Linked DNA regions of Mus musculus: region 2 is linked to region 1. The links are chromatin loops, found by intact Hi-C in ENCODE. Cell type or tissue: heart. All regions are shown on one strand. Each heading gives the region's core, and the rest is flanking DNA. Links, peaks and the distances in the headings are about the cores only. Region 1 holds the start of C1qtnf6 (C1q and tumor necrosis factor related protein 6). Region 2 has its middle 7.1 kb from the start of Mir7676-2.

The links. Peaks named below come from ENCODE experiments on the same cell type or tissue, not always from the same donor. Only the 100,000 strongest peaks of a DNase experiment are listed, where the experiment ranks them.
Region 2: it touches region 1 in a loop (2.2-fold over the local background); 17 of 42 quality-filtered maps call a loop at or near these places.

The regions. Positions count from the first base shown.
Region 1 is chr15:78,529,401-78,536,558 of GRCm38, forward strand. It overlaps C1qtnf6 (C1q and tumor necrosis factor related protein 6), which reads right to left and starts at 251. Exons shown (of 3, transcript NM_028331.5): 1 at 118-251. The coding sequence starts at 123. In heart, for the core only: a CTCF peak has its summit at 2,973 (motif pointing left); DNase peaks (open chromatin) are centred at 1,981 and 2,801; H3K4me3 peaks cover 998 bases; H3K27ac peaks cover 1,538 bases.
Region 2 is chr15:78,352,168-78,359,325 of GRCm38, forward strand. No RefSeq gene overlaps it. Among named protein-coding and RNA genes, the nearest start is that of Mir7676-2, 7.1 kb to the left of the region's middle. In heart, for the core only: a CTCF peak has its summit at 3,002 (motif pointing right); no DNase peak of the experiment used is centred there; H3K27me3 peaks cover 664 bases.

The DNA.
Region 1 (7,158 bases), core at 1,748-4,247:
TGGCTAGGCGAGAGGGAAAGAGCTATGTGCTTGCCAGAAAGAGGGGAACAGAGGAATCTCAGACTGTGACCCCAACCCCCATCCCAGTCAGAAGAAGAGAGGCCACCAGCCACTCACCCTCATCCTGCGGCCTCAAGCTCAACTCACAGACCCCGGACGGCCTCTGGCTCCTTGGCCCATGTCTGTGATGATAACTTGTTGCAGGCCCGACCCCTAGGCCTACGACTGAGCTAGGAGGGCGGAGGGATGGAGGGAGGGAGGGAGGGAGGAGGGAGCACGCTGAGCTGGCTTCCCAGTCCCCTCCTCCTGCTCCCGCCCCTCCAGCCTGGGGCTCTGCCTCGGAGGTACTGGGAGACTTGGATCTTTAACATCCTTGGGCATCTGTGGCCCTGGCCCAGCGCTGGGGACCTGTTTGAGTCAAATGCCCTGGGAGTTAGACAGGACGAGCATCAAGAGCCTAGAAAGACTCCGCCTGGAAATTGGAGGCTGCACGAGAGGGGGCGGGGCTCTGCATTACTCAGGAAAAGGGAGGCAGCCCGGATCTAGTCTGAGCCCAAGAGCCATCTGCCAAGAGCTACAGAGACTGAGTGGCATGAGCCACTGGTACCCATCCTCCATAGGTATAAATCCTGGTCCTAACACCCAGCAACATGGTCGAGCATTGCCTCTCCTGCCGGAGGTGTTCAGGGATTCTGCCCCTACCATTCATGCTGGACCAAAGATGGCTTATTCCTTCTTCCCCACCTGGAATCCTGCCTTCACTGACTCTCCTAAAGCCAGCTCCCTTACAGAAGTATAACCCCCAACATGTTCAAGGTGGAGCTGGGGGAGGCAGCCTGTGTGCCCTGGGACTAGGCAAAACCCTGCCTCAGTTTCCTCCTGGGCAAACTGGGGAATGTTTAGCAAAGACCACCGCCCTGGCTCCTAGCCCTGGTTTCCTGGAGGTCGGAAACCCTGTGCAATTCCTGTAAAATGTCCCTCACCCTTGGCGACCTGTTATTTCAGTTTTGCTGGATACCTCCTTGCCTGAGCTAGGTTTCACCTCTCTGGGGAACCTTGGTCCTCAAAAGTATTTAGATTTATTATTCCTAGCCCCACCTCCAGCCTCTCTCCAGGTTAGCAGCTAGAGGGTCTTGGCAGTGGTATTACTCTCTAGCCCACTGCTTAGGGGATAGATTTAGGTCTGGGACTTCAATAAAAAATAAAAAAGTATACCAGCCCTATTTCTTAGGGTCCTTGACAGGGCTGTCTCTGGGTTCAGGCTTCCTGGGCATTTAGGCAGACAATCCAACAGCAAGACTAGGCCTGGAACGAGCCTCAGAGATGATCTAATCCCATCCCTTAATCAGGGACATTGTGGCCCAGGGAGATCAAGCCTTTGGTACAAGGTCACATAGCAGAGCGAAATCCAAGTTGAGAGGACGCCAGATTCTTCTAGTCTGGTGCTGCCTCCCAAAATGACTTGGAGTTCTCAGGTCCAGTCAGGAATACATTGGCAGAAGAAAGCAGAGAGGGGGATGATAGCCCTATAAGGGCCACCACAAAGCTCACACTGGCATGGCTCTGTGTGGCCCTGCCGGAGCAGCATTCTTGAGGCACAGAGCCAGACCTGCAGAGAGGCTACCCGCTTCAAGCTGCAGCCACCAGAGCAAAGGGCTGAGTCAGCGGCCCCGGGGGTGGGAACAGCACCAGGCAGTCTCAGATCTCTGGGAAGAAGGCCGGGAAGATGGATGAAAGAAAAGATGGACGGTCAGGGAGAAGCAGGCGAAGGGCACAGTAGTGCAGAAGGCTGTGTGCCTAGCACTGTGCACCCCACTACACTCCGCACCGAACTATACAGGGACAAGGCTGCTCATCCGGCCCTAGCAAACCAGAGGCTGCCGGCTACTGACCTCAGACACGAGGGCGTCCAGGCACATCAGGTAGACTTGAGACATGAAGTCCAGCTCTGGAGTAACAGACAGACTATGGCTCTGTCCCATGTCTTCTTTCTAACTTCATGACATTGGGTAAGTCCCTAATTCCCCGAGTCTTTGGAGGGGAAGCAGGGGCGGGGCTGATATGAAGGTTTCTCTGTGTAGTCCTGGCTGTCCTGGAACTCACTCTCTAGACCAGGCTGGCCATGAACTCATAGAGTTCTGACCACCTCGGCTTCCCCAGTGGTGGGATTAAAGGTGTGCTTGACATTTCTCTGGGTCTTAATAACCCTGGGCCGAACGATCTTGAAGAGTCCAGGATTGTATGAGTGTCTGGGAACAGCCAACCAAAGGGTATCTTGCTACTTTGGTTAAGCCCAGTATGCAGAGGTGTGCACCCACTTTTCTCCGCACACCCACCAGTGGATACCTTCTTATACTCTTTCACAGCCTTTGCCAGTAAATGTATACCCGGACACAAAAAGCCAGAACCAGGTCTAAGGCCAGAGTCCTACAATATAAGTGTTTGTTTCTCTGCTCATTCCTGCCCTTTCTCCCAGGAGGCAGGACAATGACTTACTGACGCCAGAAGGCAGCCCTGTGTAAACTGTGAATGGTAAATCACAGTTGGAGTTCAAGGTCATTACCGAGTTAAGGTCTAAACAGATAGGTAGGAGGTCGCCATCTCCTGGAGGGAGTCAGCGCGCGCCCCAGCACCCAGCACCAGTACCTCAGCAGGCAGTCCAAGCCTGGCTGGGGAGCAGAGTGTATTCCTCCAATCCTCAGCACCCCAGAAAGTAGGCAGAGTTCCAGGGCCCAAACCGTGGAAGCCTAGTAAGGGGAGGAGCCGAGCATATCCGAAAAGCGCTAGAATCTATTCCAGCCGAGCAAACCGAACAGAATTGAATCCAGCCGAGTACGGCCGAGAAGAACCGAATGGAGACGATTTTTTCCGAGCCTTAAAGAACAGTCGGGTCCAGCCGGGTAGTTCCGATTGTGGCCGAATAAAGCCGAATCTGAGCAAAGAGGAGGAGCTGGTGCTCTGAGGTCCAGCGGCGCCCCCTGGCGGACACAGAAAGAACTGGGTTGACCTGAATGGGAGTCATTGTATCACCTTGCTGTCTGATGGAGTTGTGAAGTGCACTTCAGGAATGAGAAAACCGAGGCTCCACCAGGACCTGAGGTTGGCTCATGGGCACTCTGAGCTAGGAAGTGAATGATCTGGGGTTCCCCTGATTGCGTGTGGCCAAGAACACCCGTGCCACTGCCCACACATAAGTCAGGTCGTGTTTGTCCATTTGTTACAGCCAGAGCCTACAGAGAACTCCCTTTTAGAGAGTAGACAGAACTCAGACATAACCATAGCCTCACAGATGGAGAAACCAAGCAGGCTCTGCAAGTGTTGACCGAGGGCGGCGGAGCGGCAGTTCCCATGAGCAAATATTGACACATTTCCTGATCATTAAAGCAGAAAGTCCGACTGAAAGAGGACATTCTGTCCCTTCTCTGTAAAGCTTTGAAGCCTCCTGCTTCCACCCCAGGTCTTAGTCTCCTCACCTGAAACAGGATGGTAACAAAGGATGTGGCCGGGATCCCAGGTCTCTGGGTCCCTATGGGGCATGAGGTGTGGCTGGGCACTCCTTGGAATGAGTGAGAATGGGAAGCTGTCTGTATGTGTGTACATACTCCAGATTCACCCACACTGTACAGTGCCCTGAAGTGCCTGTCCAGGGCTGCAGGGCTTGGGACCTTAGGCCTCCAGGAAGCAACTGAGGCCATGTGGTCTGACTGTATATACTTCCAGGGGCATTGAAGGAGCTGACACTGGTAATCTCAGAGCACCCAACCCCCCAGCATCACCCTATCCACCTAGGAGGAGGCTGAGGCAGGAGGATGGCCCTAAACCAGAGCTGGGAAAATAATGTTCTTAGTCATCTTTCTTGTTCTTAGTTGTCTTTCTGGTCCTGATATTGGGCAACGACTGTAACAGCCCAGATTACCCCAGGAGGTCTTACACGTCTGTCCTGTAGACACTTCTAAAAATGCTTAAGCAGCACCTGTGGGCAGCAAACGTTGGCTCACTTACAACCTGAGCACTTCCTTGACCCAGTGAGGAAGAAGCCAAGGCAGGGAGAGGTTGATCTATGGACTCAAAGTCAGGAGGTTAGTAAACGGATGGGTTGGGACTAAACCATAAGGAGTCTGAGTCTATAGTGTCTACAGAGTGACATTCTGCCGTCCCTTCCTTGGCTCCTAGAGAAGCCATCTGGCCTCTGGGTTCAGCCTTTGGCAGCTAATGGCACCCATTCACCATGTGTTGCATGACGGATGAGCAGGTTGGTCGGTCAGATCTCGGGAACCGAGCCGGAGGAGCCACTAACACCCTATGGCATGTAGGCAGTGGTCTTAGTGAGAGACACAGCCAGAGCTTCAGAAACAAAGATTATTGTGTCGCCAGGAGCAGTGGTTCATGCCGGGGGTGGGGGGTTGGGGGTGGGGGAGTGGCACTTGGGAGGCCAGTCTACAGAGTAAGACTCTGCCATGAAAGAGAAAACAAGGGCTGGAGAGATGACTTAGTTGGGAAAGTGCCTGCTTGCCTTGCAAGAGTGAGGCCCTGAGTTCGGATGCCCAGTAGCCTACATTAAAAAGCAGCTCATGGTCACCTGTATCTCTAGTCTGGCATTGGGCTTAGTGAGAGATCCTGTCTGAAAGATAAACTGAGAGAGATTGGGGAAGACACCCAACACAGGCCTGCATATATGCATGCCTTAGCACACACATACACACACACATGCACACACACACCACACACACTGACACACACACACTGATACACACATGGATGGACACAAGCCACACATACAGACACACATACCACACAGAGAGACATAGACATACACACATTGACACACACATACCACACACACTGACACACACACTGATACACAAATACCCACTACACACAGACACACACCCAAGCACGCACGTGAATTTATTGTGACCATGCTGGAGTCCAAACTCCAGGAGCAAGGCATCTCCCTTGTAGCTTTTCTGAGCACCATGGGTCTGTTTTAAGGCTCCCTCTGTCATTTGGAAGGTTACCAGCACCCTCAGCATCCCTGGGCTTGGAGGAAGAATCATCAGCTTGGTCTTTGTTGGGGGGAGGGGAATACTGGGTTTTTAAGGCAGGGTCTCACTACATAGTACAAACTGGCCTTGAGTACAGGTAGTCCTGGAATCACAGGTGTGTGCCACCCCACCACCTTGTCCTTACCTCTATGTTGCTCTTGTTTGTATCTGTCCAAATCTCTTTTCCTGGGGACACACACTGTAGTGAGTCTACCCTATATGAATGTGGACTTCCTTCCCTACTTATATCTGCAATGACCTTGTTTCCAAAAGAAAGAGAAACAGGTTAAGATTTCAATACAGGAACTGGGGGGAACGCAATCCAGCCCCTCACAGGCGCTAACTCTCCAGGGCACCGTGACTTTACAGCCTGTGCCTCAGCATGGGACTTTAGCCTCCCATGACCTTCCTGGCTGCAGTGTCTTAACTGTAGAGTGTCAGCACACACCAACCCTGGCACACTCAGGCACCAGCACCTGCCTCTGTGCACACCCACTACGTTCTCCCAGTACAGGTATATACTCACCTTTCGCACTGTGTCCAAAAAGGAGCAATGCACAAGGGGCTGACCTGGGAACGTCCAGATGCAGGAGCCATGCCCTGACCTACCCAATCACTTTGTCTCTAGGACAACCCAGTATGAGGGAGGGTGCTATCACACAGCTAGGCCTCAGAAAAGTCTCTGCTAGCTAAGTGAACTATGCCCAGAGAAGTAAAAAATGTCACACAGCAGATTCACAGTAAAATGGAGTCTAAGGCCTGAGACACCTAACTTTGGGTCTCATTTTATGTATATATATTTAAGATTTATTTTTATTTCTCTCTCTCTCTCTCTCTCTCTCTCTCTCTCTCTCTCTCTCTCTCTCTCTCTCTCTGTGTGTGTGTGTGTGTGTGTGTGTGTGTGTGTGTGTGTGTGTGCGTGTGTGTACACTATGGCTGACATGTGGAGGTCTTAGGGCAACTCGCAGTCAGTTCCCTCCCAGGACCCTTGGAGGCCAGAAGAGGGGATCCATCCCTGGGACTGCTCACAGGTGATGTAAATTGCCAGTCACATGCTCCAATCCTCTGCAAAAGAAGCAAGTACGCTTCTAGCCTCTGAGCCATCTCTCCAACCCCTCTCATGACTTTCAGAGATGTGTCCTCCCACAGCTTTACAGTGAACTCCCCAAGGGCCTGAGGGTTGTCAGTGACAGGCAGTCCCCTGACTCTGTTGAGACCACCCCTTGCTCATCTCCAGGACAGCCTGGGGTCTACTACTCAAGATGGGATCTACAACTTTTCTACATGGGGTTCCATGGAGCCCAGCTGTCAGCTCCCTCTGGAACAGTGGCCCACATCATCTTCAGATAAAGAGGATCCCAACGACCCTTAGCCTTGTCCTCCCCAGCCTCAGACCCTGAAGGCTCCGAGCTCTTCTCCCATCATACTGTTACCAATGCACAAAGTCCTGAGCCACAAGCTTGTGGCCATGGGCCGTTGCCTGGCAACCGCCCCTGAGCGACAAGATCAAGGTAAGTCAGCAGCTTCCATAGCTGAAGAGGACTGAGGCAGGCTTGGCTGTCACTGCCTTTCTGTCTCTGCTCAGGACTAAATCACAGATTCTAATTGCCAAACCCAAAACCAGCTCCTCCAGTTTCCCCTTCCTGCCCAGCACACCCTGACTTATTTCCAATCCCTGCTCTACTGCCGGCTCATCACAGCATGAGTCTGACCCCAAGGGCCTAACTCTTTCACGTATTCATCCCAGAGACTCACAGGAAGGTCCAGAGCTGCGCTGCCGGGGCCCTGGAGACACAGCTGTATCATCCCTGCCCTGCAAAGGTCAAGGTTTTCAGATACATGTGGGCACACACACACACACACACACACACACACACACACACTGCAGAGTGGCCCAGCAGTGGCTCCCAGTGTTGGTAAGTTCAGAACCATGGGAGCAGAAGAGAAACCCGGCCCATGTTGGACACTGCCAGGTAGCACAGGCAGTGGCTGCAGGCACCTGCCTCATAGAACACATTGGACACATGTTTATGGCATGAGCAACTTCTACACAACATGCACTGAACAAAGTTACACGTATACACACACACACACATACACACACCTGTACGAC
Region 2 (7,158 bases), core at 1,989-4,488, 180 kb before region 1:
TGCTAGTGCTCAGACTGATAAAAAGCCTAGGCTCATTTGGGCAAGCATATTTTTAAGAGGCAGAAGGACTGGCCCATCACCTCCCAGAGTTTCCCGATTAGATTTAGAGGAAATAACATCACAACTCTAACACTCAACTCGAGAGTTCTAAATCAAGCAAGGGCTAAAGCCAGGATGCAGTTCCTTTAGAGGGTTGCTGGGATTCTCACAGAGCTCACGCTGGGTCACATGGGAGGGATCTGATGTTGGGTCATGTGGTCCCACCAATGCCAAAGACTCTGAAATGTCTCTGTGAGGAGAACCCTGGAGATGGGCAGGATCATTTCTCATGCCTTCCCCTTCCTCTTCACATGGGTGATTGTTGAATTTCAGGGAAAGGAAAAAGGAGACAAACAGAAAAAACTTAGGCACAGACTCATGCCTGATTAAAGTGCTGGAACAAGCAACCATTGTGTGCCCAGCCCTAAGCAGAGCAGGGATATCTACCCTCCAAGGCTAAGGAAACTCCATGGAAGAGGGAAGGAGAGTGTGTGCAAGGGCCGGGTGATGGGAGTAACTGCTGTGAAGCACTGACTTCTTGATATAACATGGCCATTACACTCATATTACACTCCGGTTATAAGGATAAGGCGTCCCTTGTCACGTTTCTATAAATCTTTAACTCTCAGCAATTGCCAAGAGGAACAATGCTATGTTCTTCTGCAGTGATGTTTTCATGTCCCCACAAAGAAATTCCACTCACACTCACATAAGCAGCCCTATTTAAACACGGTTCCTCAAACCCACAAAGCAAAGATTTGAAAACAGGAGGGCTACTCACCAGGAAGAACTGGAGGTTTAGCAGGTATTGGAAAGGTAATGAGAGACAATGGGGGGGGGGGCGGGGGACACAACCAAACTGTATCTTGTACATGTATGAAAGAATAATGAAGACATATAGAATTGATTGTTGTTACAGTAGACACGAGAGTGCAGAGATGCCTTCAGGGAACCTTGACTGGAATTGGCACAGAGCAGGACACGCAGCATGCTACATCTGTGGTTCCTAAGACAATAGTGTCCATGGTTGGAGATTTAGTCTTTTATCGTGTGGACTCCTACCTTCCTGTTATACACACTTACAGATAGAGTCAGGCCTTCCCATTCCAGGCTTACTATTGATTTCCTCCATTTCCAATGCTGCATCCACAGTTGTTTTGTAACAGAAGAAATAACCTATGTAAAAGTACAAAGCAAAGAAAATATGTCTATAGTTTACATTTTATTTTGGGTACTGTAATCTCCAAGGATAAACACATCCTTGCCATGGTGTCTCAGCGGTGAGCAGGGCTCCTGCTTTGCTAAAAGCTGACTTTCATCCTTTGCTCATTGTCAGGACCAAGAGGAGAAGATCATGGACCGTGGCCTTTGAACCTCTTCCCTAAGCCATGGGTGGAGACATGATCTGGGACTCTACCCTTTCTGCCCATGGATGCTTGGGCACTAAGAACAGCTTCTCAGGGACTGGGAGGGCTGGAGAGATGGCTCAGAGGTTAGGAGCACTTACTGCTCTTCCAAAGGTTCTGAGTTCAACTCCCAGCAACTACATGGTGGTTCACAACCATCTGTAGTGGGATCTGACGCCCTCTTCTGGTGTGTTTGGAGACAGCAACAGTGTACTCATAAATAAAATAATTCTTTAAAAAAAAAAAAGAAAAGAACAGCTTCTCTCAAAGTCTGACTGTTGCACTGTGTCTGCAACCTGAAAGACAGACAGAAAGCTGGCTGTCGGGAGTGTTCCTCCTATTCACCGAGAAGAGTACCAAATATCTAAAAGGTACACAATCCATGTGGTTTATGCTTAATCCCTAACCTCTCTGGGAGTCCGGCAAGTTGGTGTATCTAAGTAGAACGCACTCCTGGGACAAGCCAACAGTAAACTCTGGCATCCTGTTTTGTTATCTATGTTTTGCCCAAGCGAACATTTCACACATTCATGACAATGCATTACCAGAGAAAGACAGTCTATCCTGTGTGACTCTGTAAGAGAAGTCCCATGTGGGCTCATACCTCCTTGCCTCAGAAGCCCCCCTCCCCACTCATTCCTCTGTATTAGTCAATACTACTGCAGGTGTCAACTGTGCTGAGACCTGTATGTGGGGCTATAAATCGCAAGATGAAGCCCCCCAGCCTGGGAACCCCCTGGTGTCTCAGCACCTTCAGGAGCTTGGTCTTCTTCCAGAACATTCCATCTCTTGCTGTTCACCTCCTTGGCCTTATTTCATGCCACAGGACTTGGCAGCACGCCACACAGGGACTCCTCCTGTGGGAGAAATCACAGGGCCATCAGTTCAATTTGATGGAATTTGATACCAGGTTCTCTGTGTACAAGGCCTTGCTAGATTAATTGGTCCCTTTCAATAAGGCCATACTGAACATTTGTCAGTTTGTAATGAGGGGCTTGCCTGGCCTTATTTGTTTACAGATTTCGTTTTCAGATTATAAATGATATTTCTATTGTTCTGTGTGACTACATCATTGAGTGGTTCAGAAAGAGTTCAGTAGCATTGAAGTAAGCAAGAGAAGTGGTTATCCTAATCAGATTTTCCTATTCATTCCTTCCTTATTTAAATGTGTATATATGTTTGTTTATGGGTGTACACCAGCCACGGTTCACATGTGGAGGTCAGAAGACAACTTGGAGGAGCCACTTCCATCCTCCCAACAAGTGTGATCCAGAGACTGAACTCACAGCATCGGGCTTCGTGGCAGGTGTCTACACCTGCTCAGCCTTTTGAGTACCCACCTGATTAAGTCTCTGTACAAAATCTCCTTATTCTGATACTTTAGTAATCAGTTCAGAATATATTGAGCAACTTCTGGATTCACTAATTTCTTTTCTCTTCTCTTCTCTTCTCTTCTCTTCTCTTCTCTTCTCTTCTCTTCTTTTCTTTTCTTTTCAGATTTCTTTATTTTATGTATGTGAGGACACTGTTGCTGTCTCCAGAAACGCCAGAAGAGGGCACCAGATGGTTGTGAGCTACCATGTGGTTGCTAGGGATTGAACTCAGGACCTCTGGAGTGCAGTTGATGCTCTTAACCTCTGAGCCATCTCTCCAGCCCTGGATTCACTAATTTCATAAACAAAAACAATAAAAATTCTAACAAACAATTTAAATTTCAGCTAATCTACAAATAGTAAAAAGAGATTCGCCAATTATATGTCAAAGCTCCCCTTTCCTTCATTCCCACCTCCATGTAGTTGTCATAGCCGTCCTTCATAGCCGTCGGTCACAAGCCAACTAGGAAATGAAAGTTCAGGGAGGCATTTTAACACAGATCTACCTGAGTGCGAACGGTTTCTGCTCCGTGCTACTTGACTTTCAGGTGTTGCTGTGCTTATCAATAGGATAGATAGCATTCTTGTATAAGTGTATTTGTAAAGAAAGTATATTTGTGATTGAAATGACAGAACAGTAATCAATTATTGTGGAGCTCATGACTATGATGTCAATTCTGAAGGAATTTCAACACAGGAGAAAGAAGTTGCCCTGGCGCAATGGCACGCTCTAAGGGGCACAGAGGAAGTTCCTGCTCAGGGCAGCTCGGCATGACCAGAGGACTCAGCAAGCAGGGGTGAGGGGGAAGGGAAGATCAACTGTATGGTTTAGGCTCAACAGGTCAGATGAAGGTGGAAGGAGATGTGGGTGAGAATGGAGGTCCCGCTGGGATAGCAGGCTGCTCAGGACAGCTCGGCATGCCCAGAGGACTCAGCAAGCAGGGAAGATGGGTGGGGGGAGGGATGCTTACCTGTATGGTTCAGGCTTGGTATCTCAAGGATTCTTTTGATAGGAATCAAGGATGCACAAATCAAGGCTCAGCTAGGCTCATGCTTTGATGGTGTTGCTAGCAATATCAGGGCTTTTTTCCCCTTGTGGTTTTAATCTCATGGATGAATAATTCAGTAAGACTCTTGAAAGAAGCTCATGAACAATTTCATTCAAGTGTTGTAAGAGAAACAAGACAAGCTAGCTGGAAGCCTCGGGAGCTGCAAACAAGATTGAATGACAAAGATGGAAGAAAGCCATTCCCGTTGTAATGGACATCGCCGAGCAGCCATGTTTAGGAAAAATGTGCAAATGATCAAGATAGAACGTGAGAGGGTCCAGAGTGTACAGCAATGCAGAAATGCAGTCATCATCTTTGGATGGCACTGGAAAAATAGAAGGAAGAAGAGGAAGAAGAGGAGGAGGTAGAAGAAGACAAAGACCGATGACTACAAAGACAATGAAGGAGGAGGAGGAGAAGGAGGAGAAGGAGAAGGAGGACAGGGAGGAGGAGAACAAGGAGGAGGAGGAGAGGAAGGAGGAGGAGGAGGGCAGAGAGGAGAAGGAGGAAGAGGAGAATCATCACTCTTTTCTGAAATAGGACTGTGGTGGATTAAATGGAAATGGGCCCCATAGGTTCATAAAGAGTGGCATTATTAAGTGCTGTGGCTTTGCTAGAGGAGATATGGACCTATTGAAGGACCTGTTTCACTGGGGGTGGGCATTTAGGCTTCAATGCTCAAGCCAGGCCCAGTGTCTGTGATTATGGTTTCTCTTCACAGCAATAAGACTCTAAGATGGAAGTTGGTAGCGGGGCCAGGGGAACTGCCATGGCAGGCCAGACAATGCTTTCGTTTGGAGGAATATGGAACCCTTTGGGGCTTTGAACTAGAAGAGCAATTGGGCAATTCAAGCAAGGTTTACTGGGTCATACTAGCTGGAGCATGGAACACAATGGTGCTAAGGGTTATTTAAACTGTGTGGACACAATTCGGGAGGATTCAGAGGGGGATATTAGTATGGGGCCCAGAAACAATTCTTGTGATGTTTTGGCTAAGAACATGGCTGCTTTCTGCCATTATGTAAAAAGCCAACCTGAGGCTAAATTGAAGAGTTATGCATTAAAAGCTTTGGCGGAGGACAGTGAGAAGCTGCCTAGCATGGGCTGTGTCATATGGCTCTTGCTGGTCTGACTTACACAGTTCTATGATGAAAATGAACAAGCTGAGCTAGGAAAAATACAAAATGTAGTTTGCGAAAGGGAGCACCAGGAAGTTCAATGGAGTTCAATCCTGTGTTCAAGGACATAAAAAGATTAAAGAAATACTTGATGTTAGATGGAATACAGGGAATGGTTGATGTCAAGGTAAGATGCCGCCCTGCCAAGCTTCCAACACATGGAAAGGTATTTAAGCAAAGCGTAGGGCCTGGCACATGCCTTAATACCTGAAGTGGGGAGGCAGAGACAAGCAGATCTCAAAGTTCAAGACCAACCTGGTTTTCAGAGCAATTTCCAGGACATCCAAGCTTAGGCAGTGAAGAAAACCATTGAAACCAGAAAGCTGGTGAAAATGTATTTGAAAGAGAAGGTAATGTATTTTAATAAAGAGGCCATGTTCCAGCCCCAGCGAGTAATGGAACTTGGCAGCTTCAGCTATGTGGTTATGAGTTCAGAGACAAGGATATAAGAAAGGAGTTGTAGAATCTCCCTCCATGTCAAAAGAAAGTCCCTGAAGCCAGACTTACTGAATGGAGGCCTAAAGAAGCCATTGCATGAATCTGTGAAGATGAAGCCTGGATCGCCCTAGAGACCCTGAGATGCTGAAGATGCCCAAGGCTCTTTGGCATCCCTGCTGAAGAAGGCTGCTAACACTGGGTTGGATCAGCCCTAGAAAAGGAAGTGTGATACAGTCAGCAAGGCTGAAAGGAGCTGGAGATCTGAAGAGTGTTTTGACATGAAGATGCAGAGTTCGGAGTTTGTCCATCTGGCTGTCAGTCTTGTTTTGGTCCAGCATTTTCTCACTATGCTCTATGTATACCCTTTGGGAATGGTAATGTATATCCTGCGCCATTAATTGTTGGAAGTATGTGACCTGCTTCTTCGTTTTGACTTTACAGGGGGACTACAGTTAAGAGACTGGGTGAGTCTCAGAAGAGACTTTGAACTTTAGGCTTTAAAACAGTGCTGGTGCTGTGATAGACTACAGGAACTTTCAAAGGAAGACTCAATGGATTTTGCATTGTGATATGACTGCAAGACTATGGGCAGAGTGGGGTGGAATGTAATTGTTTGAGTGAAAATGACCCTGATAGCTTCACAGGGAGTGGCACTATTAGGAGGTGTGGCTTTGTTGGAATAGGTGTGGCTTTTTTGGAGAAAGTGTGCCACCGAGGATGAACCTTGAGTTCCAAATGCGCAGGTCAGGTCCAATGTCCCTTTCTCTTCCTACTGACCATCAATTCAGATGTAAAACTCTTAGCTATCTCTCCAATACTATGTCTGCCTGCATTTCATGCTTCCCAACATGATAATGAACTGTAAGCTGACACCAATTAAATGTTTTTCTTCAGAAGACCTGCTGAGTTCCTGACTGCTTTCTCGGAGGCCATGGAAGCACCAGGGTCCAGAGGTAACACCCTATCCCCTGTCCACAACCTCCCTTAAAAGTGGACCCTATATCCCCAACTCTCTATATTCTTGCCCACCACTCTAGCAGCTTTCCCAGAAGCCATGTGGGCATTAGGGACCCCAGGTTAGACATGGTCCTCTGCACACTAACTCCCTTAAAACATACCCAACAGCCTTAAACTATACCCCATTTCCTGGGCACCAGATTAGACATCATATTAGACATCACAACTTTGGTAGATCTCTGCTTTCTCAGAGGCCATGCTGGTTCTAGGAACCTCAGAGGCAATATTGGTTCCCAAAATCCCAGAGGTCACCCAGGTCACAAAAACCCCAGTAGAGATGCCCTACTGGACCTGAACTCTGGCTGGTCACCAGAACTGCAGGCAACCTGGGCCAGAAGACCAGAGAAGAAACAGAATCAAGGAAATATCAGCAAAAAACACTCAGCGATCTAACAAAGATGAACTCAGAAATCAGCACCTAAACCCATAATAACCCTTAACCCGGATAACTAGGAACCAGGACAAAATCAACAGCAGCCAGGGAAATATAGCACAATATTGCCCAAGGCCTGAACAATCAAATGCCTTAAAGAAATACTGGAAAATACAGACAAACAGGTAAAGAAAATCAATATAAACTGTTCAAAACCTGAATATGGACATAGAAGCAATAAAGAAAACAGAAAGTAAGGGAAAACAAAAGATAGAAAATCTAAGT